2 separate regions of the Homo sapiens genome follow, and region 1 is linked to region 2. A link is a loop called in an ENCODE intact Hi-C map of the cell type or tissue named here. Cell type or tissue: PC-9. All regions are shown on one strand. Each heading gives the region's core, and the rest is flanking DNA. Links, peaks and the distances in the headings are about the cores only. Region 1 has its middle 8.3 kb from the start of ITGBL1. Region 2 overlaps NALCN (sodium leak channel, non-selective).

The links. Hi-C counts contacts between places; a loop is a spot of excess contacts. Peaks named below come from ENCODE experiments on the same cell type or tissue, not always from the same donor. Only the 100,000 strongest peaks of a DNase experiment are listed, where the experiment ranks them.
Region 1: a loop joins it to region 2, with 16 times the contacts of the local background. A loop is called at or near these places in 10 of 110 quality-filtered maps.

The regions. Positions count from the first base shown.
Region 1 is chr13:101,436,616-101,452,061 of GRCh38, reverse strand. No RefSeq gene overlaps it. Among named protein-coding and RNA genes, the nearest start is that of ITGBL1, 8.3 kb to the left of the region's middle. RefSeq lists an enhancer at 1,143-2,342. In PC-9, for the core only: no CTCF peak of the experiment used is centred there; DNase peaks (open chromatin) are centred at 1,491 and 1,901; H3K4me3 peaks cover 2,291 bases; H3K27ac peaks cover 2,500 bases.
Region 2 is chr13:101,301,330-101,317,685 of GRCh38, reverse strand. The region is part of intron 7 of NALCN (sodium leak channel, non-selective); the gene reads left to right. Among named protein-coding and RNA genes, the nearest start is that of NALCN, 110 kb to the left of the region's middle. In PC-9, for the core only: no CTCF peak of the experiment used is centred there; a DNase peak (open chromatin) is centred at 8,265; H3K27ac peaks cover 752 bases.

The DNA of each region.
Region 1 (15,446 bases), core at 244-2,743, 140 kb before region 2:
GAAAAACAATTGGTGTCATTTACTAAGCACCTACTATGTGCCAGTCATTTAGTATGTTTTCTCTAATTATGACAATAATCACACATTTATTTATGCATTAGCAAATGGGGATTTAGCATCTATCAGGTGCCAGGTTTTGTGCAAGACAGAATGAATATAACAGAGAACTAAGGAGACATGATCCCTGCTCTCTCAGAGTCCAATGAGCTAGAAAGACATTAATCAACACAAAACCACAAAAAAAAAGAACAAAGGGTTGCAAGTGCAGTGAGAAGTTACTTCCAGATGAGATACAGGCACTTGATCTAATCAAAGATGGTAGCATCTGAACAAAAAACTGAAAAAAGTATTGAATTAAATTGGGTAGAAATAAGAAGGAGATGGAAGAGAACAGGGAGACATTCTTACTCCCATTTTAAAGATAAAGAAACTGAGGGCAAAGAGGTCAACTGACTTGCTCAAATTCACAGAGGAAGTTAGTCGTATTTCAGCTGAAATCCAAAGTGCATACACTATCCCCTACATTTATGGTCATCTGGGAAAATGTGTAGAGGGTTATATGGAAGGGGGAAAACATTTTTCATTCACCCTAAGAAGAGCACTGTACATGCAATCCTTCCTCATGAAATAGAACCATCCAAGAATCATCTGTGGTCCCAGATCCTTAAAATCAGGGATGAGCCATAATAGGATGGGATTTCTCCCTGTCCTTTATATATAAGTAGGTATAAGGGTAAGACCACCACAACACTAGCCTGCTGGAGCAAGAAGACGATGAAGGTCCTCTAATCATAGTACATTTCTGTTTCTACCCCAATCTCCACCCTGTAATAGGGGAGGTTTTGCATGAGGCCCATCTGTGTGTCCCCCCACCCCCCAACCCCTACCCACACAATTTAACCTTTTTCAAATAGCTGATTTTCTGGCCACACTTAGATACAGGTGTGTACACACTGGTGGAGTCTTCTATTGCAAGGACAGACTGGGGACAGGTATGCACAGTTTTGGGAGGCTGTCTGGACAGGTAATTCTGGGGTCTTGGATAACCAAAGTGCGGCTTAGGAAAAAAGGACACAGGTTCTGAGTTGGCAGGTTCCCTAAGTCACATGAACTGCAGCCTGTGGGGGAAGGGCCTGTCTAAAAGAGACAGAATGGGAATTACTAAGTCAGTTGTTCTTAAAGCGTGGTCCATGGACCTGCAGCAACATCAGCATCATTTGGGAACTTATGGAAATGCAACTTCTCAGGCCCCAACCCCAGCTCTAAGGAATCACAGAGTGCATTTGAATAATATCCCAAGATATCTATTTTTACATAATAATAGCTTGAGAAGTTTGCAAAGCACAGGGCTCAGGGCTGACGCCTGAGGGTGCCTGGATCTAAGAGTGGAATTTCCACCCACCTTTAGTACAAATTCTAGAGTTACATTTTATCCTGCCCACGTGTGATAGTACAAGGACATAGGAACAGGCTTTCCTGTCAACATCTAGAAACCTAGTGACTCAGAGAATGTGGTAATGATAGAAGGGAAGTATCTATTCCAAAGCCCAACTAGGAATTTGCAATAAAAACATGGAAGCTTTAATAAATGAGTCATGTATTGTTTACTCCTTGCATATTTTCTGAGGGAAAATTTATTATGAAATAGGGACTTGATATTTGAACATTTTTAATGGATTTAAGTGATTTTTTAACCTGTAGTATTTTCATACAGTGTAGTATTCAATAAGCAATATTCTCTTTAATATATTATTCACCTTTGAAATGAAGTTAGTATGTACTAGGTAACTGAGAGAATATAAATGTTCAGATCATTACATTACTATGACTCAGAAATAATATTCCCAGTCAGTTGAAATAGTTATATTGTGGCTGACTTGGTGACTCAGTCGAAAGTCTTGGATCCACAGAAACTCTGTCAAAATCAAAGGGTAACTTTAAATTTATGCCTTTTAGCATTCTTTTTTTTTTTTTTTAACCAAAGTATTGAATGCCTTGGAAACACCTACTCCTTCCATTTTCCCAGTTTTCAGAACCTCAAGGACGCACATGTGCCAAGAAAGGTCCTGAGTTTCTCACTTCTGCTGGCTGGGGACACAGCAGTAGGTTGGATGCATAATGAAGGGTGCCTGAAAGGACCGGGTGCATCTGGAACTGAATTCAAAAAGATTGAAAACACCCTAGTCCTTGAATGGAGTCCTTCAGTCCTCAGGTTACACAATCAGAGAATTTCAGCCTTCAAGGTATTTTTTAAAGGTTGTCTAGTTCAAAACTAAATTTGTTGATAACATACCGTATATTTGCCAAGTAATTAGGTGGCCTTGGTAAAAAAACAAAAATTAAGAGGACCACATCCTTTTCTGAGAATTGCTTTGAAGGTTTCACCCCTTGGTTCCAGGTCTACTCTAAGAAGACATTTAAAATAATATTCTAGCCACTAGCCTTGAATCAAATATTCAATGATGTAATAGTATATTCCCCAGTCTATATAACCCCCAAACAATTCTACACTTCTTAAAGATAAATATTTTCATTGCCTTCACCTCTTTCTTACGTATTATAACTTCAAGCTTTCAAAACCCTGATTTTCTGAGCATTTTTGCTTTTTCTGGGATGGATGCCTTTTGGAAAGTATGATATATACAACTGAAACCATTCAAGAAGCTGTGGCCTAATGGATGTGGAATAGATCAGTACTTTGAGTATTCTTGTTTCATATGCTATATTTCTCCCAATAAAACTGAAGGTCATATTCACTTTTTTGAATGCCACGTTGTCCCAGTTGTGTGCTTTTAAAAGTGTATTTTTCCCCAAACACAAATTGATATTTATCTTTATTATTTTTCATCTAAGCTTTGTTCTTTTATCCAGTCGGTAAAAATAACTATGGTTACTTGTTTTATATTTATTTCACCCTCTCAAAAGTAATATGATGAGCACACATTCTGTACCTTTATTCAAATAATTAAGAAGATATTTGAAAAAAAATTAGGCTGAGGACCAAGTTTAGATACAATCTTTCTTAAGACAATATTAGCCTCTTAGCACATATTGAAGAGGCCATCCAACCACTTACAAGTGTACTGAGTTGTCTGATATGAACCTATTTCTTCATTTTGCCCAGAAAAATATTATGAAAGATCCCATCGGTTGCTTTACTTTTCTTAGTTTACCATTACATAGGCTACCACTTTTTTCTGCCATCATCTAAAATAGTGCCCAATACATATTACATACTCGATATATATTTATGGCAAAAATAACTAAAAATAATGTACAACATAAATAATAAATTTATGAGTCAACAAAGGATGCAGGTGATATAGTGGATTCTGGATCAGTTGTCAGATGACATTTTGGCCTTAGGTATCCCCCTGAGATGACTGTGGATTCAGCTTGAATCTATATAACACCAGATCCTTTTCCTATATTCCCAATTTTTGTTAATCATATCATTTTAACTTATTCCCTGTAGACATAATTGTGAGAGTTACCTTTGGTTCCTGTCTACAATTCATCTGGATTTTCTGGTAAATCCCTGAATCACATTGAGCCCACCTCTTAGTAATCTAGCCTTCCACTTCAATGTATGTATTTCAGATCTTCATCTTATACCTCGTACACTATTGCCATAGCCTCCCAACTGGTCTCTCTGCATTTATTCTTATCTTTTTGTGTCTACATTTATCCTGCTCCCTAAGACATCTTTCTAGCATGCAAATTTCATCACGTCCATTCCCTATTGAAAATATTGTAGTAGCTCTCCATTGTTTATAGTATAAAGCCCAAATACTCTCTGAGTTCATAAGTTACTTTGTATCTGGACTCTGACTGTCTCCCTAGTGGATGTTGTGGTGCCTCCCAGATCCCCTCTCCGGGGCCCATGTATCCACCCATCTCGCTGATGACAGTAATAACTGCTGATGAGTCACAGCTGCCCCTCTCACCGAGACTTGCCCTGTGCATAAGAGGACAGGCTTCCCAGAGGCTGATCACTCAGATTCAAGACAGTTCCCTAATCTCTACCTCCAACAGTATTGACATCATTAAGCCTCTCACATATGGAAACTGTAGAGCTGGACAGCTCCATCATTGTGCTTCTGTCAACAATGCAGAAAAGACTCAAAGATTCAAAAACTGAAAGCGACAAGATGTGTGAGGTGTGAGGTTAACAAGAAGATTTGTATAAATACTCTTACAGGAGAAATTTGACCTCAGATTTTCACCTGTGATCTTTCAGATAGGAAGTTACCTCTTTCCCAATTGAGACCCCAGGCTTTAGACTCAGGAATACTGGACACAGCAGAAGGCAGTATGAAAGAAAAGAGGAATTAAGTGAAACTGAGCCAACTGAACAGCGATAATCCACCCTGTTTCCTTACTTGGCCTATACGAGTCTTATTTCCCTCAGGGGCTATCGATTAAATTGTTAGTTTTTAGAAAACTCAACATATATATACATATATATATGTATATATACACACACACACACACACACACACACAATGGATATGAATGTGAATATTTGAGGCTTTCATAAAAAAATTATCTGTGGTGGAGCTCACCCTCAATAGGTCCTACTAAGATACTGTGAATTTACACTCTGACTTTCAAAACCACACTTTTAATAAAAAGATTGCTAAGGATTACTAGGCACCAGAACTTGAAGGAGCCCCTCCAAAATAAAAGACCCAAGTCAAAACAAACAACTAAAAAAACAAAGCACAAATGAAAGAAACTCAGATGACAAAGATGATGAAGGCAACAGGAAGCAACTTAAGTAAGAAAGTATAATCCCTCTCCTCAGAGAGCTAAGCAGATCCGGGCTTGCAAAAATGTGCAGCCATAAAAATAGGACAATCAAAAATGAATGCAGTGCCAAAAAAGTGAATTATAAATTAGCTGGAAAGAAGTCACTAAAAGGGTTGAAAAATAAATGAGGAGAAGTTTCCTAAAAATGAAAGCCAAAACACTGATACAAATAAAGACTAAAAAATTAAATGACTGATCTATGAGATTTGACGTCTAACTGATAGGAGTTCTGGAAAGGGAATAGGAAAAATAATAAAGGGGATAAAATTATTGAAGAAAAGTTCAAGAAAATTTCCCCAAACTGAAGACCATGAGTTTCCATATTGGATAGTCTCACTTAACAGGTAAAAAGATGAATGAAAATGATGGAAACCAAGGAACATCTTGGGGAAATTTCAGAATAATAGGAAAGTAATATTTTTAAAAAACTTTCCAAAAGAGAATAAATGGTCACATACAGAGAACCAGGAACTAGAGTGGTATTGGATGCTTTAATAGTAACATTGGAAGCAATTTTTTTGGAATTCAGAATGATGGTGATTTTCAGCCCATAATTCTATATCCAACATACATGCTAATTAAAATACTTTCAGATATATTGGTTTTTAAAAATGTTTCATCCTGGCCCCCTTCCTGGGAAGCTGATAGAAGATCTGATTCACTACTCTCAGGTCAAAAAATCAAGACAGGGAAGACATGGGATCCAGGAATTCAGATAAATCTCAGAAGAAAAATGAAAATAAGAACAAATAATGAAGTTAAGGGGAATTTCAAAGGCAAGTTCTATGTTGCAGAACAACTACTCTCGACTGCTATATAACAATGTGAGGCTTTAGAAGGCAGATCTTCAAGAGAACAGAAAATGGACCTACCAGATCTGACATGATAAATTTGACAAGTAGAAGCACTGGATTAAGGGGAAAACAAACCATATGTACATAGACAACCAAGCAAATAGAAAACTGGTAATATCACCAAATTAGGAAGCAGGGGTATAGAGGAAATGGAATGGTAATATGAGAGAGCTAAAGTCTTCTCTACCATAAATCAACTACAAGCAGCACAAACACATACTTAGAAACATGGAGGTAAATGCCATTGGGGAGAATGGCACTGCAGTTGATTCAGGGTAGAGAAGTTGAAGGTTCTTGCTTCAGGGTAGCCACACTGGAGATAGGAGGATGGGACAGGGGATTCCTACATAAGTCTATTAGTAGTGCATCATTTGTCTTTTAAAACTGTTTTCAAGGATCATATTCCTTTAAAAATAATGCAATTCATATGTATACCAAGGCCACAGAGTGATGAGGGGCAATCCAGTTCTTAGGGTATGAAGTTCTATTCAGTAAAGTCCACTCTGCACGGGGCAGGGCACTACCCCTATCTCTTCTCTGAGGGTGCTGGTTTCTTCTTCCTAGCACCACCCAACAGTCTCTTGTCTACATGCATCAATTAATAAACTCATTGTTCAAACATCCCCACTGCAGAAAGCATTCCCATGACGCTTCCATTTCAGGGGCTGAAATGCAAGCATAAGATGGTAAATTTCCTCAAGATTTTAGTAGGAAATGACTGGAAATCTTGGTAAATCCAGTCTTTGTTGCTTTATTTCTAGTCATACACTTCTATTCATCATCAGAAATCAAAGCTCTTTCTAGGCTAAACCCTTTCTTTAATTATGGCTTGTCTGGATACAATCTCTCTTTTCTTTTACTTTAAAGTGATGCCGGGCTTTAAAGGCAAGTTGAATTGTGAGATATTAAGCATTATTATTATAACTTCTCCAGTAGATTCTTTGGGAGAATATGACAGTTTGACCCTTCAAGCTTCTCCAAGGACTGGTCTGAGACTGCAGAAATGTAAATGTGAACAAACATGACAGCAGTTCTTATTGTCCATCAAAATGTGGGTGTGGATAAAGATATCCCCAGGGCTAGAAGATCTTAAATAATCATACCAAGCCCTGTTGTTCACTTGTTTGCTTTTTTTTGGACACTGACTTAGTTGACCAACACAAACTGGTTTGGTCATTCAGATGGATTTTTGGCAACATCAGCAGTATCAGGTGGTTCCCAACAGAGGGAGAAAGGAGAGCTGTAAGTTTCTGCCCCACAAACTATCAGGCATTTGTCACAAGGAAAGTGAGCCTCAGACCTGAAATAGCCAAACACGTAGGCATTTATCAGCAAACACGCAAGAGTGGTCACACAGCCTATCTGGAAAAGTAATATCCCTACCCCTCTGTCTTCTGATATACCAACCTAAGCTTTGTATAGAAGCTTCCCTCTGAATCTTCTGAAGCATATTCAGTGGCATTTTTACCACCCACAGGATTGGCAAATCTCTTGTGGTCAAGGTCTTTAGTGAATAGAACCAGAACCCATGGCCTCCAGACCTCATGTACCTCAAAGCTGGTGTAACTGATGGGCTGGCTGGTTTTAACACTTTATTTATGCAAGAGCATCACTCCAAGCCAACCCCTTAACTTAAACAACATATATCCCACCAATTAAAAACTGATTCTAATATTCATTATACTGATAAAGCACATCTAAAGTATGATACAAATAAGGATCAATGTATGCGTACACATACCACACTACACATTATACACATGTTGAAGCAATTCGAATAACCACGAATACAGATAGTACTGGTTAAAGCAGTTTCAAATGTGTGTATCTCTTTTTGTTAACTTGTTTCCGTTTTCCAGCTGCCCGCTCCCCTATCGTATTACCTATATTAACTCAGACCAAGGTATGCCGTGCTCTGACCATCACTATCCTTGGAAAAGGCAGAATATTCTTGTCCAATTCAGTTCTAGGTACTTTTAATTTCTCTGCAAAATCAGCGTTTGTATCTTTACACAATATCTCCCTTCCTTCATTCCTTCCTTCCATCTCCACTCACTCTTTCACTGATTCTTCCTCCCATTATTACATTGCTCCATAAATTTCTGTTGATTACTTACTTCCCAAATCCTACAAAGCCTTGTGTGATGTGGCTCTGTCAGCCTGTCTAACCTCGTCTCTCATTACTGTTCCCCTTACTCACTACTCTCCAACCATTCAGAGGCTTTCTGTTTCTCATGTTTCTAGAACATCCTAAGCTTGTTCTTTGCCTCAGTGCCCCCTTTGCAAGGATCCCTCTCCCCCAGGTTACATGCTGAGTGGCTTCTCTTCGAATGCCACCTTCTGAAAGAGGAGGCTGATCCCTGATTGTGCTGTCTAAAGCCACTCCCCTGTCCAAGCACGCTTTATCCCATTTGATTGATAGTACTTACGAGTATCTAATATTATTGTTTCCATATCTTTATCTACTTGTGAATAATCTACTACTCCCCCATTTCAATGCAAGTTCTGTGAGAGCAGGGACCATTTCTCTCTTGTTCTTTGCTGTAACCCCAGTATCTTGCACAGAGAAAAGCCTCAACAAGTATTTGCTGACAGAATGAATTATAAAATAAATGAATAATAAATGGTTTAAAATTTTTAATAACATGTTGATTAAACTCAACCTTTTGAACTAAATGAGAGTATTTCAAGCTTAATGGAAGGCAAAAATCAACGTGCGGTAATGAGATGAATTTAGGCAACTAAAATATAAAAACAAAGAAAATTCTATCTATTATGAAAAAACATCAAGAAAGCCAATCTACAGTTAGATAATAAACAGCACCTACTGAACTCTCCATATATGTGTGGCACTAATTGTTACAATCACTTACAGTCAAGTTTGAAGTTTAAAAAAAATCTCAATTTCACTCAAAACCTACTTGAATGATATTTTCACTCAAAGGCACCTTCCAGGTTTTCAAATAGTAAAAGGCACACCAAAGTTTTCAGGAAGGCTAAATATTCCCAGGCAGCAATAAAAATAAGTTTGCATTTCCAAGAAAAAGAGCTTCTCAGCTGAGCCAGATCTGTGGAATTAGAAAAAAAAAAAAGGTGTATAGTTAACATCTTTTCCAGATGTTAGCACAGAACCAGAGGGCTTTTTTTCCCTCCCACATAGCAAAAACACCTGGAAATATTAGGAGTCTCTGGGATGAGAAATATTCTTTCACTCTTCTGAATATTTCGGCCGTTCTAGTTGATGCTAGAAGGAAATTTTAGGAAAAAATTCTAGGAGTCATTTTCATTGACTTTAGGGGAAAAGAAACTTATCACATAAATATTATTCTTATGCCAATGAATAGATTTTTAATTCTTAAAGTGGTATTTAGCTGTTAATAAGCAGGAGGATGTAACTAGGCACACACGTAACTAGGCACACAAGTGGCATGGAGACTTAACCGTTCAGAGATGAATTGTGCTGCTGCCTTTGTAATCCAATAGCTGAAGACCTTGGCCAGGTTTCTTAACCTCCTAAATTCTGTTTCCACAAGGGCATGCTTGAAGGGAATATCAGTTTTCTCTAATGCTGAACTTCTATGATTATATTATGTATTTGTCCACAGTGTCTTCTAGTAATAGATGAAGAACAGATACACATACACACACATATGTACACGTGTGTATACAGACACACACGTATATTATACACACATAAACATATATACATATGTGTTTTATATATTCATATAATTTATATATAAATGTATATAAATATTTCATTTCCAACTCTAATATGTAAGTTTTATATGTATGTTTTATATTATATATTTAATATAATATAAAATATTATATATTTTAACATACAAAATATTTTATGTACTATTAAAATATATTACATAATTTATAATATACATTATATAAAATATATATTATGTATATTTAAAATTTTTTATTTTAATAGGTTTTTGGGAAACAGATGGTGTTTGGTTATATGAGTAAGTTCTTTAGTGGTGATTTGTGAGATTTTGGTGCACCCATCACCCAAGCAGTATCCACAGAACCCCATTTGTAGCCTTTTATCCCTCACCCCATTCCTACTCTTTTCCCCCAAGTTCCCAAAGTTTATTGTATCATTCTTATGCCTTTGCATCCTCATATCTTAGCCCCCAACTCATGAGTGAGAACATACGACATTTGGTTTTTCCTTCCTGGGTTACTTCACTTAGAATAATGCTCTCCCATCCAGGTTGCTGCAAGTGCCATTAATTCATTCCTTTTTGTGGCTAAGTAGTATTCCTTTTTATGGCTAAGTGTATATATATATATATATATATAATAGTTTCTTTATCCACTCATTGATTGATGGGCATTTGGGCTGGTTCCATATTTTTGCAATTGCGAATTGTGCTGCTATAAGCATGTATGTACAAGTATCTTTTTCTTATAATGACTTCTTTTCCTCAGGGTAGATACCCAGTAGTGTGACTGGTGGATCAAATGATAGTTCTACTTTTAGTTCTTTAAGGAATCTCCACACTGTTTTCCATATTGGTTGTACTAGTTTACATTCCCACCAGCAGTGTAAAAGTGTTCCTTGTTCACTGCATCCATGCCAACATCTATGATTTTTTGATTGTGGTCATTCTTGTGAAAGTAAGGTGGTATTGCATTGTGGTTTTGATTTGCATTTTCGTGATCATTAGTGATGTTGAGCATTTTTTCATATATTGGTTGGCCATTTGCATATCTTCTTTTGAGAATTGTCTGTTTACATCCTTAACCCAGTTTTGATGGGATTGTTTGTTTTTTTCTTGCTGATTTGTTTGAGAGCCTTGTAGATTCTGAATATGTGTCCTTTGTCAGATGTATAGATTGTGAAGATGTTTCTCCCACTCTGTGGGTTGTCTGTTTACTCTGCTGTTTCTTTTACCATGCAAAAGCTCTTTAGTTTAATTAAGTCCCACCTATTTATCTTTGTTTTTGTTCCATTTGCTTTGGGGTTCTTGGTCATTAAATCTTTGCCTAAGCCAATGTCTAGAAGGGTTTTTCTGATGTTATCTTCTAGAACTTTTATAGTTTCAGGTCTTAAATTTAAGTCCTTGATCCATGTTGAGTTGATTTTTATATAAGGTGAGAGATGAGGATCTGGCTTCATTCTCCTCCATGTGACTTGCCAATTATCCCAGCACCATTTGTTGAATAGGGTATCCTTTCTTGCTTTACGTTTTTGTTTGCTTTGTCGAAGATCAGTTGGCTGTAAGTATTTGGGTTTATTTCTATTCTGGTCCATTGGTCTGTGTGCCTATTTTTATAACAGTACCATGCTGTTTTGGTGACTATGGCCTTATAGTAGAGTTTGAAATCAGGTAATGTGATGCCTCTAGATTTGTTCTTTTTGCTTGGTCTTGCTTTGGTTATGTGGGCTCTTTCTTAGTTCCATATGAATTTTAGGATTTTTTTTTGTAGTTCTGTGAAGAACGATTGTAGCATTTTGATAGGAATTGCATTGAATTTGTAGATGCTTTTGGCAGTATGATCAATTTCACAATATTGATTCTACCCATCCATGAGCATGGGATGTGTTTCCATTTGTTTGTGTCATCTGTGATTTCTTTCAGCAGTGTTTTGTAGTTTTCCTTGTAGAGGTCATTGACCTTCTTGGTTAGGTATATTCCTAAGGTTTTTATTTTTTTAATTTTTATTTTACAGCTATTGTAAAAGGGGTTGAGTTCTTGATTTGATTCTCAGCTTGGTCGCTGTTGGTATATAGCAGAGCTACTGATTTGTTTACATTAATTTTGTATCCTGAAACTTTGCTGAATTCATTTATAAGTTCTAGGAGCTTTTTGGAGGAGTCTTTATGGTTTTCTAGGTATACAATATTATCATCAGCAAACAGTGACAGTTTGACTTCCTCTTTACTGATATGGATACAATTTATTTTTTTCTCTTGGCTGATTGCTCTGGCTAGGACTTCCAGTACTCTGTTGAAGAGAAGTGGTGAAAGTGGGCATCCATGTCTTATTCCAGTTCTCAGAGGGAATGCTTTCAACTTTTCCTCATTATTATGTTGGCTGTGGGTTTGTCATAGATGGCTTTTATTACATTAAGGTATGTCCCTTGTATGCCGATTTTTCTAAGAGTTTTAATCATAAAAAGATGCTCTATTTTGTCAAATGCTTTTTTTGCATCTATTGAGATGATCATGTGGTATTTGTTTATAATTCTGTTTATGTGATGTATCACATTTATTGACTTGCGTATGTTAAATCATCCCTGCATCCCTGGTATGAAACCCACTTGATCATTGCGGATTATCTTTTTGATATGCTATTGGATTCAGTTAGCTAGTATTTTGTTAAGTATTTTTGCGTCTATGTTCATCAGGGATATTGGTCTATAGTTTTCTTTTTTTGTTATGTCCTTTCCTGGTTTTGGTATTAGTGTGATACTGGCTTCATAGAATGATTTAGGGAAGATTCCCTCTTTCCTTATCTTGTGGAATAGTGTCAATAGGATTGATGCTTTATTTATATATTATATACAATAGATTAATAAAATATATATATATATCTTACATACATATCAGAGTTGGAAATGATGAAAACAAGTATGAGTCTTCTGCTAATAGGTATTCATATAGAGCTATTTTATATAGCATAAGTTTCCAGAAGTTAAAAATATATTTCATTTATGTGTATTTTGATCTGAACTCTGTGCCAAGACCTTTCCTACTACACAGCCTGGTCCACTAGAGCTACACTCGGGAACCACAGGCAACAAACTAAATACAGGTTCCATAGGTGAAGAGAGAAGCTCATGAGGTTGTGTGCTAGCGCCAGGGTCAAGAGACTCTGTCCTGAGTTGTGTAAGACACTAAAACGTGTTATGGGAATAATAATCACAGTATAAAAGCCAATATGAGAGCCCAAGCATTTTCCCATAATAATATTCAACTTATAAAACTGACATTATATGGATTTTGATGTAATTTCTTTGACCAAATTGCCATAAACACTGCCTTATTGTGATGAAAACTGTCCACAAAACTTTTTCATTTTCATAAACAGAAAATGAAATTTAGTCATAGAAATTTTTATTTGATATAATAATCTAGATCAATTACTAACAGTAAGATATGAATTTCTTTATGGAATAAAGGAGGGGTAAATAAGACCAGTAACCAAAAAAAAAAAAAAAAAAAAGTAGCTTGAGTGAGAAAAGTATTGAATGATAAAGCCAGCAGCTTGTTACCTCCTCTGTGGGTAGCCCAGTCGATTACCACTTCTCCTATCACCTTCTGCCTTCCTCTTGACCAGGCAACACAATAAATTACACTTGCCTTTCAAGCTCTGGTTGAAATGGTCAAGCAACTTGTTCCTTCAGTTACTTTAGCCCCTAAATCAGTCAGTTTGGCATTGTAGAGTCAAATGAAGCTTCACATTAAATAGTTATTGAAAACCTAAATATTCTTAGAAGTGTCCTGGTGTACTGAAAGACTATTTAATACAATGGAAAGAAAATGCAGTTCATTGTTTTTTAATTGTCATGTTTTAAATTAACTGTCTTCCTAGGTCTATTTATAATTGATTGGATATAAAAGCAGAAAAAAACAGCATATACTTCTTTCTGTTAATGAGAAACCTATACTATGGAACAAGAAGATATTAACTGGATGGTTTATCTTCTATATTTTTATTTTTATTGTGTTTGTTATTCTAAGGAATTCTTTATAATGGCTTACCTAAGTTCTTTAAGATTGGTAAGCAACAACTAATAAAAAAAATCCAGTCCATTCACTTTCATTGAGAACTTATGATGTATCAATTACTTTTCATGCCATAGTTTATCAAATACAACCATCCATTGAGAGATTTTTCATCATTTTATGTACCACTGTAAAAGAAAAAAATGTGGCAAACTAAACTATGACACAGGCTCTTATCAGTTAGATTTTAATTTTATATTTATTGAAAGAGATATTTTAGGCTTATTTAGAAGTATATTTTTTGTCATATCTCCCTATTACAGTTCTACATTGCTTAACAACAGGGTCTTCCCTGAGAAGTGCATCACTAGGCAATTTCATCACTGTGTGAGCATCACAGAGTGTACATACACACCCTGATAGCCTACCACGCACCTGGGCTGTATGGTATAGCCTATTTCCTCCAGGCTACAAATCTGTATGGGACATTACTGTACTGAATGCTGGAGACAACTGTAACACAATAGTAAGTATCTGTATATCTAAACATATGCAAACATAGAAAAGAAACAGTAAAAATATGGCTTTATAACCTTAATGGGATCCCTATCATATATGTGGTTCCTTGTTTACCAAAACATCATTATATTGGCATATTATTATATAGAAATAAAAAGAAAACACAGGTGAAATAAATTGAGATATTCCTAAAACTCCTTTGGAGAGTCCAACTATTCACTTTTCAACTTGGAATCATATGACTGTGTTTTTCATACAATATATCACCCTCTGATTATATATTGTCCTTAAGTGCAGGTGATGCAGTTTTACTTAATACAACCTATGAAAGAAGCCAAATCCCTTTGGTGCTGAGCTCTTTGTATATTTCTATAGCTGCCCAATTTTTTATTCCAACTTCTAGAAGTTTTCTGAACTCAGTTGAGTCACCATGGCCCACTCGTGCTCAACACAACTCACTTGCTCTGCTACTATCTCAGAATTTTCTTGCAAGTTCCTGACACCAGTTTTGCAGATTTCAAAGTCAGAGCTTTGGATGTTTGTGCATCATCATGACTTACCAATAGAGATCGCAAAATGCCATTCATTGCTATTGATCCAATTTCAAATTTGTCAAAAATGTGAACAAAATAATTGCCTCTTGGAATAAACAAGATGTGATATTTTATCTTGTTTAACTCATACAACAACTTCATGAGGTGGAAACACGATGCTTGCAAAAGTCAGGCATACAAAGCAAGATAATCATGCTAGTAGATTATAGAGAAAGCATTGTGCTTACAGTCAATTGCTTCTTTTGGAACAGAATTAGCCTTAGTTCAAAGAATAAAGATGGTAAAATTTATTCTGCACCCATCTGTTTTCCACTTTAGTTACTTCTTTCTCCTTCCCTGCCACATGTTCTCAGGTAACTCGGTTTTCTTTGATTCAGCTGGAACACTGGATCATCCCCATACCCTTCCCATAGCAACAAGTACTTGCCTAGACTCATTCAGTTATTCAAAAAAAAAATTCAGTGTACATCTATTAAGTACTATCAAGACTGACACCAGGTTTGCAAGACGATGAGAAATACAAGCAGCACAGACCCGAGGAATATTTCTCACAATCTGTAATATTTCTTATGATTACCAAGGTGGTTTCTATTCCATTACAAATAGTCTGATATTGTCTCACAAGCATTCATAATTTCTGACATTTTGCACTTAGCCATAAGAACAAAAATAAAGCTATATAGTGTAGAATTCCCTTCAGAAAAGTACTTGTTAACCAGCTGGGAGGAGTAGGGTAGGCTGAACGCCACCAGCTGTTCACCCCTTCAAAAACAGGTGTGAACCAAGGTCACGATATTCTCAGGATGGTCTGTCTCTGGCTGTACAAAGCAGTGATCTGAGAGTCCAGCCATTTGAGCCAAATGTAGTATAATCTTAGGGCAATCATGGATCAAGGGCCTCCCACAGGGCTGGCACAGAGGCAATGTCAGGTCAGCACAGAAGTCTGATGGCTCCCCCTGCCCAATCTTGCTTCTTCCTTTTCCCAGCAAACCTTGTGTACTCCTAATTCCACCTCAA
Region 2 (16,356 bases), core at 6,836-9,335:
AGAGAGGGCGTCCATGTTTGAGAAACCACAAAATCACAGGAGTCGCTAAAGGAGTAGTTTAATTGGTTATATGGAGGAAATCTGGAGTGATGTTAGAAGATGCAATTGACCAGATCAGGTGGATCACAGAGGCCATCCTGAGCAGTACAATAGGAAATTAATCAGGGATCCCCTATGGTTACCATACCTTATGGGTTTAAACCAATGATGCTTACGAGGGAGAAGTTAGCTTTTCTGGACAATGTCCTTGGTGTGCACTTTTCAGATGGAGATTGGCAAGCCAATGGCTAAGGAGGGTGAATCAGATCAAAATTCTTCCTTGACTTTCATAGCATTTCCAGAGGATGTCTAGTTTATGAGTAAAATGTCTTGCCTTCATCTCATAAAATTATCTCTATGTCCTCACCTGTAAAGATGTTCTATATCAAACATTATTATTTATACAAATAATTATATTTTCTTAAAAAGACTTTTTTGTACAGTAAAATAAGTGGAAGCAAACTTAAATGATTCAGAACAACTTTCTAAATATTTGACTAAACAATTTCAGGAAATAGCCATTTAATCCCTCGAAAACAAAATTTGGCTTTGGTTAATTTTTAGAAAATCCTAAGATGAGGAGATGAAGCTAAAAAAAATATATTGAACACTGTGCATTTCAATAAAGAATTTACAGAATAGCTGGAAAATTAAGGTTAAGTATACAAGGTAATTATAGATTTATTTTTAAAATGAAAAGGCATTTAACAATCTAAAAACTACATCAAATACATTATATTTAGCATCATGAAAGTACTTAATTATCTGCACCTATCAGTGAAGCATTTTTTTTCTCATAAATCTGTTCTATGATAATCTACAGGAAGACATAATTTTAAAATTTGTAAGGATTAGAGTGGATGGTCACCTGGTCCCAACCTTTGGAACATTTGAAAAGCAAGGAACATATAAACTGAACATTAATTTTCTCCTTGCAATGTATACAAGAAATTTAAAAAAGAATTTTCCAGAGTACAGGTATAAAAGGGTATATTCTTGACAGGGAATCAGAGTGCTGACAGATGGCTAAGATTTCCATCCAAGAAAAATTTGATGTTTGAACTTAAGAAAATGGAAACTTTCTTTGCTGGACCTCACATAATATTTTCAGTAATGACAGAAAGTCAGGAAAGATGAATGTGGAAACAAAATGTTCTTGAACACATGAAATAAATAGGTAATTTAGATACAGTGGGTGGTGCCAGTATGCTCTGTAGGTGAAGAATAAATCTGGAATCCTAGGAGGTCGCCCTAACCAGTGAGGTCTCTCTCACTTATGAACATAAAATGTCTGGGTACTTAGGACTCCTCTAGGCAATAAATGACCTTCAGTTAGATTGAGGGCTGATCGAACTGAGAGGGATTAGTACATAATTTAATCTATTTGCTAATTAGCATGATGAATTAGACCATTGTCATCTGTTGCTGTGTGGGAGAGGAAGAGGACAAGGCATTTAAGTTTTGATGAGAAGGACATTTATTGAATAGCATTGTACACTTTAAGAGTGGATTCTCATATATGATCTAAGTATCTTAGTCTATAGACTAAGTTTGATTCTTTCCTTTCATTAGTGACAGAGCTACAACTGTCACTTGAGTATTGGGTGACTTGACTTCTCTTCCAAGTCGAACACACTGCATAACATGGAAAGAAGGCAAGGAAGAGGAGAATATATCTTGTCCCATCACTGGTCATTTCAGGGGAGATTTTGGCACTGAAGACAGATCAGGAGCATATCAGATAGGAACAAAAAAAACAGGCTTGGTAGCTTAAAAGGAGGAGTCAAGTCTTACCAACTCTGAACACTCACCTCAGTAGTGATGTTTCATTTTTACCCTCTTAGGGTAAAAGAGTCTGGTATTTCTAAGTATATGCTTTCTAGTGTTTGTGTTTACTATATTTAAGAAACACCATTAGATCAATTCTTATTAATGATTACTTGATATTAATCATTATGATTAGACACTAGTTTAAAAGCATAGATTAGTTTCATTAAAGACTTTTCTTGAGAGATTATATATTAAATGGGTGGTGTACACATTCTTACTAAGAAAGTTTTCTGCTGTTTATATCTTAAATTAATGTAGAATTTCTCCCTTAATTTCTACATAGAAACTTAGTATAGATAAGCTTGTGCAGTCAGCTGTGAATTCATCTAGGCCTACTACCATTTCTTCATCTCCTCTAAAGAATAAAATATGAACTATCTTGTTGAAATTAAGTGCTACTAGATCTATACTGCTAGTGATCCTGTAATATCAATACATGCATGCATACATACATAAATATTTTAAGAAGGAAAAGAAATCTGGTTGGAACTGATGCCTTCCCAGTGAGCCTTTGCTGGCTCTTGACAGTTTTCGCTCTCTTCTTTAAGGGTGTTCAGATTATCTAGACTTTCTAGAATTAATGATTATTTTATCGTTTTGACAATTTTTCTTTCTAAGTTAAAACCACATTGGCATTTTGTGAATATGATCATATTTCTCATTTTGACCAATTTTTCCCTAGCATTACAGTTCGTTAATTTACTGGTAATTAAATAATGATTAAACATATTAATTAAACAAATAATGATTATTTATTTTTGTATTACGTTTTATTCCTTAAAGCCTCTCTCCATCGTTAACCCTTTTCCTTTGTAAGCCCTTCCTTAGCATCTCACTGGAGGTACGTTCAGGCAGCATCACTTTAGTATCTCGCCAGCATTGTCCTCTTCCCGCCAGTGGGAACCAACTAACAAGTACACTCTCAGGTATGAACTTAAGTACAGGCAAGTCAACAGATTTCATATGCATCCAAATGACACGTTAAATACAAAGCTTTGCTCACCTGCCTTTGTACAGGAGTCTGCTGCTGCTGGGTTTTAATGAAACTTAAAGGCTGAATCAAAGCCTTATTAGTGGGAGGATCTTTGACATGAAATTCTTTTTGTTCAGTATAATTTGCATTTTGTATTCATTTGAAAAATTGTCCTGTGCATTTGTTCGAATATCGAGAATAGAGAACTGAGTGATTCCTGGGTTTATGTGGGTGATATTGTGGAAATAAGAGGTGCTGTGGTATGTACAGCTAGTCCCCAAATATGATTGTATTTTACTAGAGATAGAGAATTCACAGTGACTGAACTATTCAGGCTGTAAAATATAGGAACCATCTGCCATAGAATAAGCATATTAGGAAAATGCCACCTATTCCTACATTAGTCTGGCCCTTGCTCCAAAATTTCACATGTACTCATATGTTTGTTTTCCGTGTCTCTGATTGATGCAGCTAGCTAATGCCTAATGACAGTTTTTTTAATCATTCCCTATATACATTTTTTTATTTTATTATTATACTTTAAGTTTTAGGGTACATGTGCACAACGTGCAGGTTTGTTACATATGTATACATGTGCCATGTTAGTGTGCTGCACCCATTAACTCGTCATTTAGCATTAGGCCTATCTCCAAATGCTATCCCTCCCCCCTCCCCCCACCCCACAACAGTCCCCAGTGTGTGATGTTCGCCTTCCTGTGTCCATGTGTTCTCATTGTTCAATTCCCACCTATGAGTGAGAACATGCGGTGTTTGATTTTTTGTCCTTGCGATAGTTTGCTGAGAATGATGGTTTCCAGCTTCATCCATGTCCCTACAAAGGACATGAACTCTTCATTTTTTATGGCTGCATAGTATTCCATGGTGTATATGTGCCACATTTTCCTAATCCAGTCTCTCGTTGTTGGACATTTGGGTTGGTTCCAAGTCTTTGCTATTGTGAATAGTGCCACAATAAACATACATGTGCATGTGTCTTTATAGCAGCATGATTTATAATCCTTTGGGTATATACCCAGTAATGGGATGGCTGGGTCAAATGGTATTTCTAGTTCTAGATCCCTGAGGAATCGCCACACCAACTTCCACAAGGGTTGAACTAGTTTATAGTCCTACCAACAGTGTAAAAGTGTTCCTGTTTCTCCACATCCTCTCCAGCACCTGTTCTTTCCTGACATTTTAATGATTGGTGTGAGATGGTATCTCATTGTGGTTTTGATTTGCAGTTCTCTGATGGCCAGTGATGATGAGCATTTTTTCATGTGTTTTTTGGCTGCATAAATGTCTTCTTTTGAGAAGTGTCTGTTCATATCCTTCACCCACTTTTTGATGGGGTTGTTTGTTTTTTTCTTGTAAATTTGTTTGAGTTCATTGTAGATTCTGGATATTAGCCGTTTGTCAGATGAAAAATTTTCTCCCATTTTATAGGTTCCCTATTCACTCTGATGACGGTTTCTTTTGCTGTGCAGAAGCTCTTTAGTTTAATTAAATCCCATTTGTCAATTTTGGCTTTTGTTGCCATTGCTTTTGGTGTTTTAGACATGAAGTCTTTGCCCATGCCTATGTCCTGAATGGTATTGCCTAGGTTTTCCTCTAGGGTTTTTATGGTTTTAGGTCTAACACGTAAGTCTTTAATCCATCTTGAATTAATTTTTGTATAAGGTGTAAGGAAGGGATCCAGTTTCAGCTTTCTACATATGGCTAGCCAGTTTTCCCAGCACCATTTATTAAATAGGGAATCCTTTCCCCATTTCTTGTTTTTGTCAGGTTTGTCAAAGAACAGATGGTTGTAGATATGTGGCATTATTTCTGAGGGCTCTGTTCTGTTCCATTGATCTATATCTCTGTTTTGGTACCAGTACCATGCTGTTTTGGTTACTGTAGCCTTGTAGTATAGTTTGAAGTCAGGTAGCTTGATGCCTGCAGCTTTGCTCTTTTGGCTTAGGATTGACTTGGTGATGCGGGCTCTTTTTTGGTTCCATATGAACTTTAAAGTAGTTTTTTCCAGTTCTGTGAAGAAAGTCATTGGTAGCTTGACCACATAGTTGGAAGTAAAGCACTCCTCAGCAAATGTAAAAGAACAGAAATTATAACAAACTGTCTCTCAGACCACAGTGCAATCAAACTAGAACTCAGGATTAAGAAACTCACTCAAAACCGCTCAACTACATGGAAACTGAACAACCTGCTCCTGAATGAATACTGGGTACATAATGAAATGAAGGCAGAAATAAAGATGTTCTTTGAAACCAACGAGAACAAAGACACAACATACCAGAATCTCTGGGACACATTCAAAGCAGTGTGTAGAGGGAAATTTATAGCACTAAATGCCCACAAGAGAAAGCAGGAAAGATCCAAAATTGACACCCTAACATCACAATTAAAAGAACTAGAAAAGCAAGAGCAAACACATTCAAAAGCTAGCAGAAGGCAAGAAATAGCTAAAATCAGAGCAGAACTGAAGGAAATAGAGACACAAAAAACCTTTCAAAAAATTAATGAATCCAGGAGCTGGTTTTTTGAAAAGATCAACAAAATTGATAGACCTCTAACAAGACTAATAAAGAAGAAAAGAGAGAAGAATCAAATAGACGCAATAAAAAATGATAAAGGGGATATCACCACCGATCCCACAGAAATGCAAACTACCATCAGAGAATATTACAAACACCTCTACGCAAATAAACTAGAAAATCTAGAAGAAATGGATAAATTCCTCGACACGTACACCCTCCCAAGACTAAACCAGGAAGAAGTTGAATCTCTGAATAGACCAATAACAGGCTCTGAAATTGTGGCAATAATCAATAGCTTACCAACCAAAAAAAGTCCGGGACCAGATGGATTCACAGCCGAATTCTACCAGAGGTACAAGGAGGAACTGGTACCATTCCTTCTGAAACTATTCCAATCAATAGAAAAAGAGGGAATCCTCCCTAACTCATTTTATGAGGCCAGCATCATCCTGATACCAAAGCCGGGCAGAGACACAACCAAAAAAGAGAATTTTAGACCAATATCTTTGATGAACATTGATGCAAAAATCCTCAATAAAATACTGGCAAACCGAATCCAGCAGCACATCAAAAAGCTTATCCACCATGATCAGGTGGGCTTCATCCCTGGGATGCAAGGCTGGTTCAACATACGCAAATCAATAAATGTAATCCAGCATATAAACAGAACCAAAGACAAAAACCACATGATTATCTCAATACATGCAGAAAAGGCCTTTGACAAAATTCAACAGCCCTTCATGCTAAAAACTCTCAATAAATTAGGTATTGATGGGACGTATCTCAAAATAATAAGAGCTATCTATGACAAACCCACAGCCAATATCATACTGAATGGGCAAAAATGGAAGCATTCCCTTTGAAAACTGGCACAAGACAGGGATGCCCTCTCTCACCACTCCTATTCAACATAATGTTGGAAGTCCTGGCCAGGGCAATTAGGCAGGAGAAGGAAATAAAGGGTATTCAATTAGGAAAAGAGGAAGTCAAATTGTCCCTGTTTGCAGATGACATGATTATATATCTAGAAAACCCCATTGTCTCAGCCCAAAATCTCCTTAAGCTGATAAGCAACTTCAGCAAAGTCTCAGGATACAAAATCAATGTGCAAAAATCACAAGCATTCTTATACACCAATAACAGACAAACAGAGAGCCAAATCATGAGTGAACTCCCATTCACAGTTGCTTCAAAGAGAATAAAATACCTAGCAATCCAACTTACGAGGGATGTGAAGGACCTCTTCAAGGAGAACTACAAACCACTGCTCAATGAAATAAAAGAGGATACAAACAAATGGAAGAACATTCCATGCTCATGGGTAGGAAGAATCAATATCGTGAAAATGGCCACACTGCCCATGGTAATTTACAGATTCAGTGCCATCCCCATCAAGAGATTTTTTTACACATTCCATATGTGAATATCCTATTTTCTGATTCAGTTCTGACTTTATTTCCATTATATGTGAATGTGTTTCTTTACTATTTTTCTATCAGTTTCCTTCCTGGTCAATTGATTATATGGGAAAATATTTTATCCATTCAATATTCAAAAATAGTTTATTGAGGACCCACTATGTGCTAGGCATTTGATCACAACAGTGAAAAACAGAGAAAAAATCCTTGCTTTCATGGAGTTGACAAATTCTACCAAAGGAAACAGGAAATAATGAAAATAAGTAAGTAAAATAAATAGCATGCTACGTAGTAATAAGTGTCAAGGAGAAAAGGAAAGCAGACAAAGAGAGGGGAAGGTGTGAGCAGGAATTGCAGTTTCAGATAAGGTGGCCATGAAGGTGTCCCTTCAAGGAAAATGTAGTAGTTGGGAAGGGGCAAGTCACATGGCTCTCTGGGGAAGAGTGTGCAGGGCATCGGGAACAGCCCTTGCAAAGGCCTTGAGAAGGAAGCATGCCCCATGCTCTCCTCCTCATATGAGGAGGCCAACAGGTCTTGAATGAAGCTATGGAGAAAGAGAAAGGGAATACGATTGGAAAGGTAACAAGGAATGGATCACGTAGAGCCTTCCAGGGCAACGTAATGACCTTGGCTATTCCTTTTAAATGAGATGGAAAGCCCGTGGAGCATTTTGAGTAGAGGCGAGACAAAACTGATCAGGACAACTCTGCTTGCTGGGCAGAGAATAGAATCAAGGGAAGCAATGACAGAAGAGACTGTCCTAAGAGTCCAGGCGAGAGATGGCAGTGGCTTGGACAAAGGTGGTAGCAGTGGAGGTCACAGAAGATGCTGAATATAGTGTTCATGTTTACTTTATGGGATTTACTAAGAGATTGGCTGTGTGTTAAAAGGAAAAGATCATTCTAAAGCTTCTGGCCTCAGTGATTAGATAGACTTGCCATTAACTTCCAGAAGAGCATGTTTGAGGGGAAATATGAGGATCTCGGTTTCATTACATGTTAAGTTCCAGTAATGTGATTAGATTGAAAATGCTATAGCTGGTAGAATTTTTTCACTTTTTATGTCAAAACAGAAAACATGATTGAATAATGAAAACTACACATGCTCAATTTTTTTAAAATTGTTTTCTTTGACACAGTAAAGGATCAATGAGACTTGCTTAATTCTTGTCAAGAATACAAAGTCAACAATGGCTGAGATGAAAATATTTTCCATAAAGTAAAATGATCAAATTTGCAAAAGCTTGGTTACATGATGTGAATTTCACTCAAACCACAAGGCATTACACTAGAGTCTTGCTGAAATTTAAGACAGACTGTCTTAGGAATTATTTGCCAATAGACAAAATGAATATGGGGTGGTTGATGTGCTGAAGTGGCCAATGAGCATGCTTTGATTGACAGATGAGGAAATGTATCCCTACATTTTATCAAACTATGTGGTGTCTGATTTATATCACTGAGGTGGCCATTCATTATGGTCATGAACTGTGAGGTCAAAGCACTTGCAAAAACTTGCCAAAATACTTCCTATTCCAGTACTAAATATTTCTCATATTTGTTTGCCTAGAATAACAAGATGCAGGCTTGGTAGTCCTTTCAAGAATGTGAATTTCTTTGGTATGTCTGAGTTTAGTAATGTTGAATTGTGTGTGTGTGTGTATTATTCTTAAGACTTTGCCTGTATTTTAACATTTTATTTGGTAAAAATAGCATTATTTTGGCAAGATTTTTAAAGCCTTGAAATGGGACAAATTAAAGTATAATGCTTTTTCTTGAGAAATAATTTATTGCTCCATGTTGTTGAATCATACCATTAGTCATGAAACCAAAACCCTATATTTAAAAAGTAACAATCTCATATTCAAAGTATCTCCTTTGAACATTTCAAAGAATCTTAAGCAAATCTTTATGTGACATTAAATTGTACATTTTACCTTGTTATTTTAGATCTATGGGTGGAGTTCATTCTTCGGGCTAAGTGTAGGTATGAAGTGTGAATTTCTGTGTCTTGGTATGCCAGTAACTTAGGGCAAGGTTAGTAGAGTGGCTTTTGTGAGAAAAAAAGAGCTGTTTTATCAGACATCAGTTGGAACTTTGCCTTGTTTTGTTTCCCTGAACCGTCCAATCTGCTTCATATACTTGTGTGAAATCCTAAAATGTCTGTATGTCAATAATTTTTAGTTAGCATATTTTTTCCAAACAGACATCCTTGTGAACATCAGCCGTTTCTGAGAACTGGGCCCACGGACCATAGCTACTTTGAGTCTCAGTCTATGTAATAGTTGGGGTAAAGTAAGCTTTAAAGAGAGAACTCACAACACAATGGCTCAAGCAAGACACAAGTTGATTTCTTTCTGAAGCTGCCATCCTGGGTATGTGGGTATTTGGATGAGCTGGGCCCCATGAAGTCATCCCAAAGTGCAGGCCTCTGTGGCATCTCTGCCAAACTCAACACTTACTCTCCAAGTCTGTCCTTGGCTTCTCTATTTCTAGCTGGTGGAAGGGAAGGGAAAAATGAGTCCAGGGAAGGAGTTTTTGTAGATGGCTTGGGAGTTGCATACATCAGGAAGAACTTTGTCACAAGGCCACAACTCCTTGCAGGAAATTCTAGGAAACATATTCCCTCACTGAGCAGCCATGCGCCCAGGAAGAAGAGAAGAATGAGTCTAGAGTCGCAAGCAGCAATATCTACTACAGGCTTAAATAACCAAAGGACAAAATGCCCAGTCCATTATAAATATATTCCAAAAATGAAGCCATGAAATTTGACTTCATTTATTGAAGTCAAAACAAATTTATTGTTATAAACTAATTTCTCTATTTTATATTTCTCAAATGATTACATTTTTAACACAGAACAAAGCCATAGTTAGAATTTCAGTAATCGTATGGAATATCCAAAAGGTACACCCAATACACCCAAAAGCTAAACCAGAGTCACTGCTAAATTTTATATTGTTCTGATTTACCTAACAGATTAGTGAAAATAATTAAAATCTTGCTGCTTTTTAAATTTTAAATATCGGATTTTGGTTAGAACTCTAAGAATATTTAAAACTATCTTTACCTACTCTTGTTGGACAATCATTTGAGGAGCTAAGAGTGCAGAGAAGGCAGAGAAATGTTCTCCTCAACCCAAGCAAAAGCACAGAAGAACTATTGCTAATCCAAAATGCAGGAAGGAAATTTCACCCCTCCTCCCTTCCCTTTTCTTGGGCTAGTCTGTTTAACTTTAAAAGCAGAATTTTTGCTCTCACAAAGTATACCAGACAGGAATTTGTTCAAATTCCTCAAAACCAAGCCAAGAAAAGTTTCAGAAAGTTCAGACATGCATGGCAGAGTGGAAAGAACATAGTCTGTGGAGGCGAGCACGGATTCATTGGAATGCCGCTCCAGACATCCACTCTGGGTGAACTCAGGGATGTGTTTAGTCTCATTAAGCCACAGTCTTTTCATTTTTAATGTAAGAGTGATAAGAACGACTTGCCAGTGTGTTGGTGGAGAACTGAAATAGAGAAAGGCCTGGTGTGTAACAGGATGTTTCTCTCCATCTGTGTAATCTGTGACAGTCCTAGGAAGTTCAAAGTTATGACTGTTCTGGGTTTGTGGCCAACAGTTGTCTGTGGCTTCCATGGGTTGGAGCTGTCTAATGGGGCCCAGACCACCATCGCTCTGCTCAGAAGCTAATCATACCAAAACATGAGGTTTTTCTCCAAGCGACAAAGAGGGGCTAAGCACCCAAGGATCTCCATAATAGTAGCAGGAAAATGAAGCTGAGACCTTACCCTGACTTAGAAGTTCATAACAATAATGGCCCCAAACAAGATGCTCATGTCTATTGGTTGTGGTTAATAATCATGCAACAACATGAACTTCAAACCCAGCCTATGCTTGGCTCTTCCAGGGACTGAAGGCATCTCAGAGCCCCACCCCTTACCTCAGAAACCGCAGGAAGGAGCCTGGGTTCTCAGAGTCCAAGAAAATGCACCTGATAATAGCACCTGAACTTCCTCCACACAAAGAAAGCCTGATAGGGACAGGGGATTAAGCTTGCATGGAGGGCAGGATCCAACCCACAGTAGCACTTCCTTGCCATGCGACCTTAGCAAATGGCTTAACTCGCTTTCTGTATCAGTAAAATGGTGTTTGTAGTACTAAGGTGTCAGTGAGGATTAAATGAGCCAAGCCTGACCCACAGCAATTCATGACAAGTCTCAGCCACTTTAATGAATGTGATGATATTCTAACGTTTGGGATGCTGAGGTGGAGGACGATGGTGTCCCACCTCCTGCAAATGCCATGTGAACACTGAAGCTACACAAGCAATGGCTCTAAAGTCAAAGCCAGCATCAGGACTGGTATAAAAGAATCACCAGGACAAGGGCAGGGCAGAGGGGAGGCCAAAGCAGCTTTGTCAGTGCCTGCACGGCTGGACCTAGAGGAATTTCTCGACATAGAGGGTAAAACAACCCATTGGCCCACATTTCTGAGGACCGACGTGGGAGAAGGGTCACATGAGGCCATGAAATGGGCATCTGCAGAGGAAATGGAAGCCAGTGTCTGGAGACAAGTGGAGCCATTGAGCTAGCAATGCGTGATAGATACTGTGGGAAGGGATGTGGGGAATGCAGCACCTCTCAAGGGAGGTGGCTGAGTCTGGCAATGAGGGCCTGGGGCATCCTTAGTCAGCAAAGCAGGTCTGCAGCCTCGGGAGCTCTGGCAGCTGGTGTGGGTCACCAACTGGCCTCGGGCACCATTCATGGAAATTAATCTGGATAGTCCCCTCCTGGAGACCCTCCAGGATGGCAGATGAGCAGACTGGCCGGCTTTCAAAGTCTGCTGACCTCTATAATTGTGGCTCTTCACATGGTCCAACACACTCTTCCCTTTTACATGTGTTTCCTCTTTGAATATTTCCACCAGCCCCTCTCCCTGACCTCTCTCTGCTTTGTTACTTTCCTTTGCCCATTTAATCTACATTTTATGTTTTGTCCAGATTAACATACCTGTGTTTCATCTGCCAGGCACTGGCCCAGGCCCTAGGAATATGGTGGTGACCAACACAGAGTGGCTGCTTTCATGGAGTTTACAATCTACAAAGGGACAAAAAGGATAAACAACTTTAAACTTTAAAATTTGGACAAACTTTTATAAATACTGCATTTTTCCAATAAAATGAGATAAACAATGGTATAACCTACATTGTACAGAATCTGTGTCTCCCTAAAATTAAAGCTTTGAGATAAAAGGAGACAAGAGGTATTGTTGGACTTGAATTTGTCGTGCAAATAAGATTAAAACCTTGAATATTAGCCTTTTGATTGTTGTCTCTTTTTGCAGTATGAGGTAGTTGTGAATTCTAGGTCAAAACATAAGGGTTAAAAGGCTGGAAAAATTAAATAGGCCAAATGAAAGAATTGTCTTGCTAAAATGTCTATGTAGATGATAAAATGTCCTTGTGCCTCTTTAACTTCAATGATTTGTGCTGGATATTTTATAAGCGTCCATTAGGCAATAGCAAATTTATTCAACTATAAGAGAATTACGAAACACAACTATCATAGGAGATACTTATTTCCTTCCAACCAATAAGTAACCACCAGTGATGAGAAGGCAGAAAGTGACAAGATTAACCAAGTAAGAGAGTTGGATACAACATTCAACTCCATTTCTTCATGTCCCAATAAGAGACAACGTTTGACCTGCCCTCTCATTCCTAATCTTGTTGAATGAATCTAGTACAGAGGTTCATAAAAACCGTCAGGTATATAATGCCGGATTTTGTCAACAAACAATAACAATAATTTTTTCTTTAAAAATTATTCCAGGCCAGGCCGGGTGCGGTGGCTCATGCCTGTAATCCCAGCACTTTGGGAGGCTGAGGCGGGCGGATCACGAGGTCAGGAGATCAAGACCAGTCTGGCCAACATGGTGAAACCCCCATCTCTACTAAAAATACAAAAATCAGCTGGGCGTGGTGGCAGGGACCTGTAGTCGCAGCTACTCGGGAGGCTGAGGCAGGAGAATCACTTTAACACGGGAGGCGGAGATTGCAGCGAGCTGAGATCCAGCCACCGCACCCTAGCCTGGCAACAGAGCAAGATTCCGTCTCAAAAAAAAAAAAAAAAGAAAAGAAAAAAATTATTCCAGGCCAGGTGTGGTGGCTCACACCTGTAATCCCAACACTTTAGGTGGCCAAGGTGGGTGGACCGCTTGAGCTCAGGACTTCAAGGCCAGCCTGAGCAACATGGCGAAACCTGGTCTCTACAAGAAATACAAAAATTAACCAGGCGTGGTAGTGAGTGCCTGTAGTCCCAGCTCCTCATCCGCCTGTAATCCCAGGCGGAGATTGAAGTGAGCCGAGATGGCACCACTGCATTCCATCCTGGGTGACAGAGCCAAACCCTGTCTCAAAAAATAACAAAATACACACCAGGGCCTGTCAGGGGGTGGGAGGGAAGGGGAGGGAGAGCATGAGGACAAATACCTAGTGCATGTGGGGCTTAAAACCTAGATGATGGGTCAATAGGTGCAGCAAACCATCATGCCACATGCATACCTATGTAACAAACCTGCACATTCTGCACATGTATCCCAGAACTTAAATTTAAAAATAAAATAAAAATAATAACATAATAAAATAACAAAAAAGTCTTTACATCTGAAATAAGTGTACTTAAAATTAAAAATAAAATTAAAGTACAAAAACTTAAAATAAAAATCATTTTAGATATTTCCTCAGATTTAAATGGAGGTCATTGAAGCTCAAACACCTGGCTGCAAAGTGATTTGTAAGACGAACACCTACACTCTACAAAAAGACTTATGAATACCCTGCATTGGTTGATGAACAAGAACAGTGAGTTATACCTTCTGAATAGTGAATTAAATAAAATACTATTAAAGTTTTAAATAATTGCCAATTGCTCCATATTTCTCTGCATGTTAGAGTTTAGCTAGTGTTTCCAGGGATGATTTTTCTGTATTCCTCCCAGTCAGGAATAGCCAGTCAGTATTACTCCATCAGCCACAGCACAAATGTCTGATTGCTCTCTTGAGGTCGTTAGCCCAGATACTTGCTAGAAAGGTATGATTGCTGGCCAAATGAGCTCTGGCCTGGTGCAGCCGTCTTGCCAATGTGCCTAATGAGAGCGCGGAAAGACATTTTATTCCAGGCATAAGCAGGCCAGATCACAGCTGCCCAAAGCTCTCTGGCTTTGATTAAGTTTGTTGTGCTATTATGTAATGGGTACTTGAACCATATTCCGTGAATGACCGTTTTCCTTCCTCTTTCGCCACTATTCTAAGTATGTTGTCTGTATCTAATGTTGCCTTGCAGTTAGTTGTTAAAATCAAGCAGAAAAGAAAACAGGCAAATATTAAAACGTAAATAGAAAAAGTTGTTGGTGGGGAAAATGACTTATAATGCATTATTCTGACATAATGTCTTGGGGTCCACCAGGAGAATCGCCCCATCACAATTCAGCCTCTCTCTGTGCTAATGACGGCCTTTTCATCCTGTGCTGTTAGTGATGCATAAGCCAAATTGTGACCAGGCAGACTAGACCACATGTAAGCAGAGAACCACGTCTTTGTAGACATTAATTTAAAACTCGTTCTAATCAAATATGTTCATTTATCTGTACTATTTTTGATCTATATCTTAAATCAAAACGAAGCTTTTTTGACTTCTGGTTTCTGTTTCTGCTTGTAAAGAGCTTGGAAGTTATCAATCCTGTCTTCATAACAAGAAAAATGCTGAGCACACTGAAAGTCAGTAACTGGAAATCAACAGTGTTTTAAAAGTTAATTGGTTACAATTTTCTCATATTCTTCTCTCACCTCTGTAGAGTTCTGGTCTACATTGGAAATGCTGGAAAAGTAGGAATATACAGTACAGAGCTTTCTTGGCAGCATAACTTAATACATGAAAAATGATTTTTAATTTTAGTTTAACCTTTAAACTGGAATCTGTAGCACATTGGAAAAAAAAAACCTAAACCAGTTGAACAAATTTCAATTTTAAACATGTTTTCAGGCTTTGGAAGCTTACTGAAGAATGTGGATAGCAAATACAGGAAAAATTCTGTGAATATTTTTATTCACATATGTAAACGTGAAGTTATAAGACAGAACAATTTCCCCATGTACAAGCTTCAAATTTTTAGCAGTTAGTTAACATTTTCTATTCAGTTTTAACCATTAAGTTGTAATATTATTACAAATGATATTAGAACACATCTTTGCTTTTAGTGCTGTATTATAAATATTTAAATTAATGACATTCAGTGTAAATTTGGTATTTATCGTAATACAAATAAGAACTTTATTTTTAGTTAATTCCATGTGTTATTTGTATTTCTTATCTCACATTTATTTAAAATTACATTTGGTCCCTATCACTCAGGTATGTTTCTTCCCTCCCACGTAGACCTAATCGGATTTTTTAAAATTGGATTTTAATCTGCCTTTATAAACAAACGTCAATTATTTATTTCCAATCTTGGTTGATCTTTTTATTCCGAGATTATTTACTAGTTCATTCAGCCTTCCTATTAAAAATAAATAAATAAATAAATAATTGCTCTTGTAGCTCTTCTGAGGTAGACTGACCAGGTCTACCTTATTGTTAATTTTTGCATTTTCATTTTTATTGAATATGTATGATGATGCAGATATGAACCATGTGCATATCTCAGAATAGGAGGAAAAATATCTTAGTACTTTTGCCAAATGCTTGGTTCTAATTTTTGGACTATTATGAATTTTTTATGTCATAACTATTATCTTAACATTATGCGAACTTCTAGCCCTTTTGCTTCAATTTCCTTTGAAAAGATTTCCTTCCAATAAATCTTTAAAATATGGGTGACAAAACTAAAAGACCCTCAGAGGAAACATATTTCTGGTATGACATATTTTGTGTACTCTTTAGGACAATTGAAAAGCTTCTAATTAACATTTCTTTAGCGCCTTAGTGGTGATCAGCAGTATCATCACTGCCCTAGTGCATCCATGGAAGTTGAGGTCCAGGGTGTACTGACTCACACAGGTTACCTAGGTAAGAAGTAATGGATGACTGGAATGTTAGGAACTGTAAATGACAGCTAACTGTGGCAAAGCGTAGGGTTTTGTTTTTTTTTTTCTTGTCTTGTCTTTTTTTTTTGAGACAGAGTCTTGCTCTGTCCCCGAGGCTGGAGTGCGGTGGTGTGATCTCGGCTCACTGCACCCTCTGCCTCCCAGGTTCAAGCAATTCTCCTGCCTCAGCCTCCCAAGTAGCTGGGATTACAGGTACATGCCACCAGGCCTGGATAATTTTTGTATTTTTAGTAGAGACAAGGTTTCACCATGTTGGCCAGGTTGGTCTCAAGCTCCTGACCTCATGATCCACCTGCCTTGGCCTCCCGAAGTGCTGGAATTACAGGCATGAGCCACTGCGCCCGGCCTTTCTTTTCTTCTTAAGACAACTAATGGAAAATAAACTTCCAAGAAGCTCTTTTGACCTGACCTCACTGCTCCTCAAAGGCAGAATGCTGATTCACAGGCTGAGGGGTATC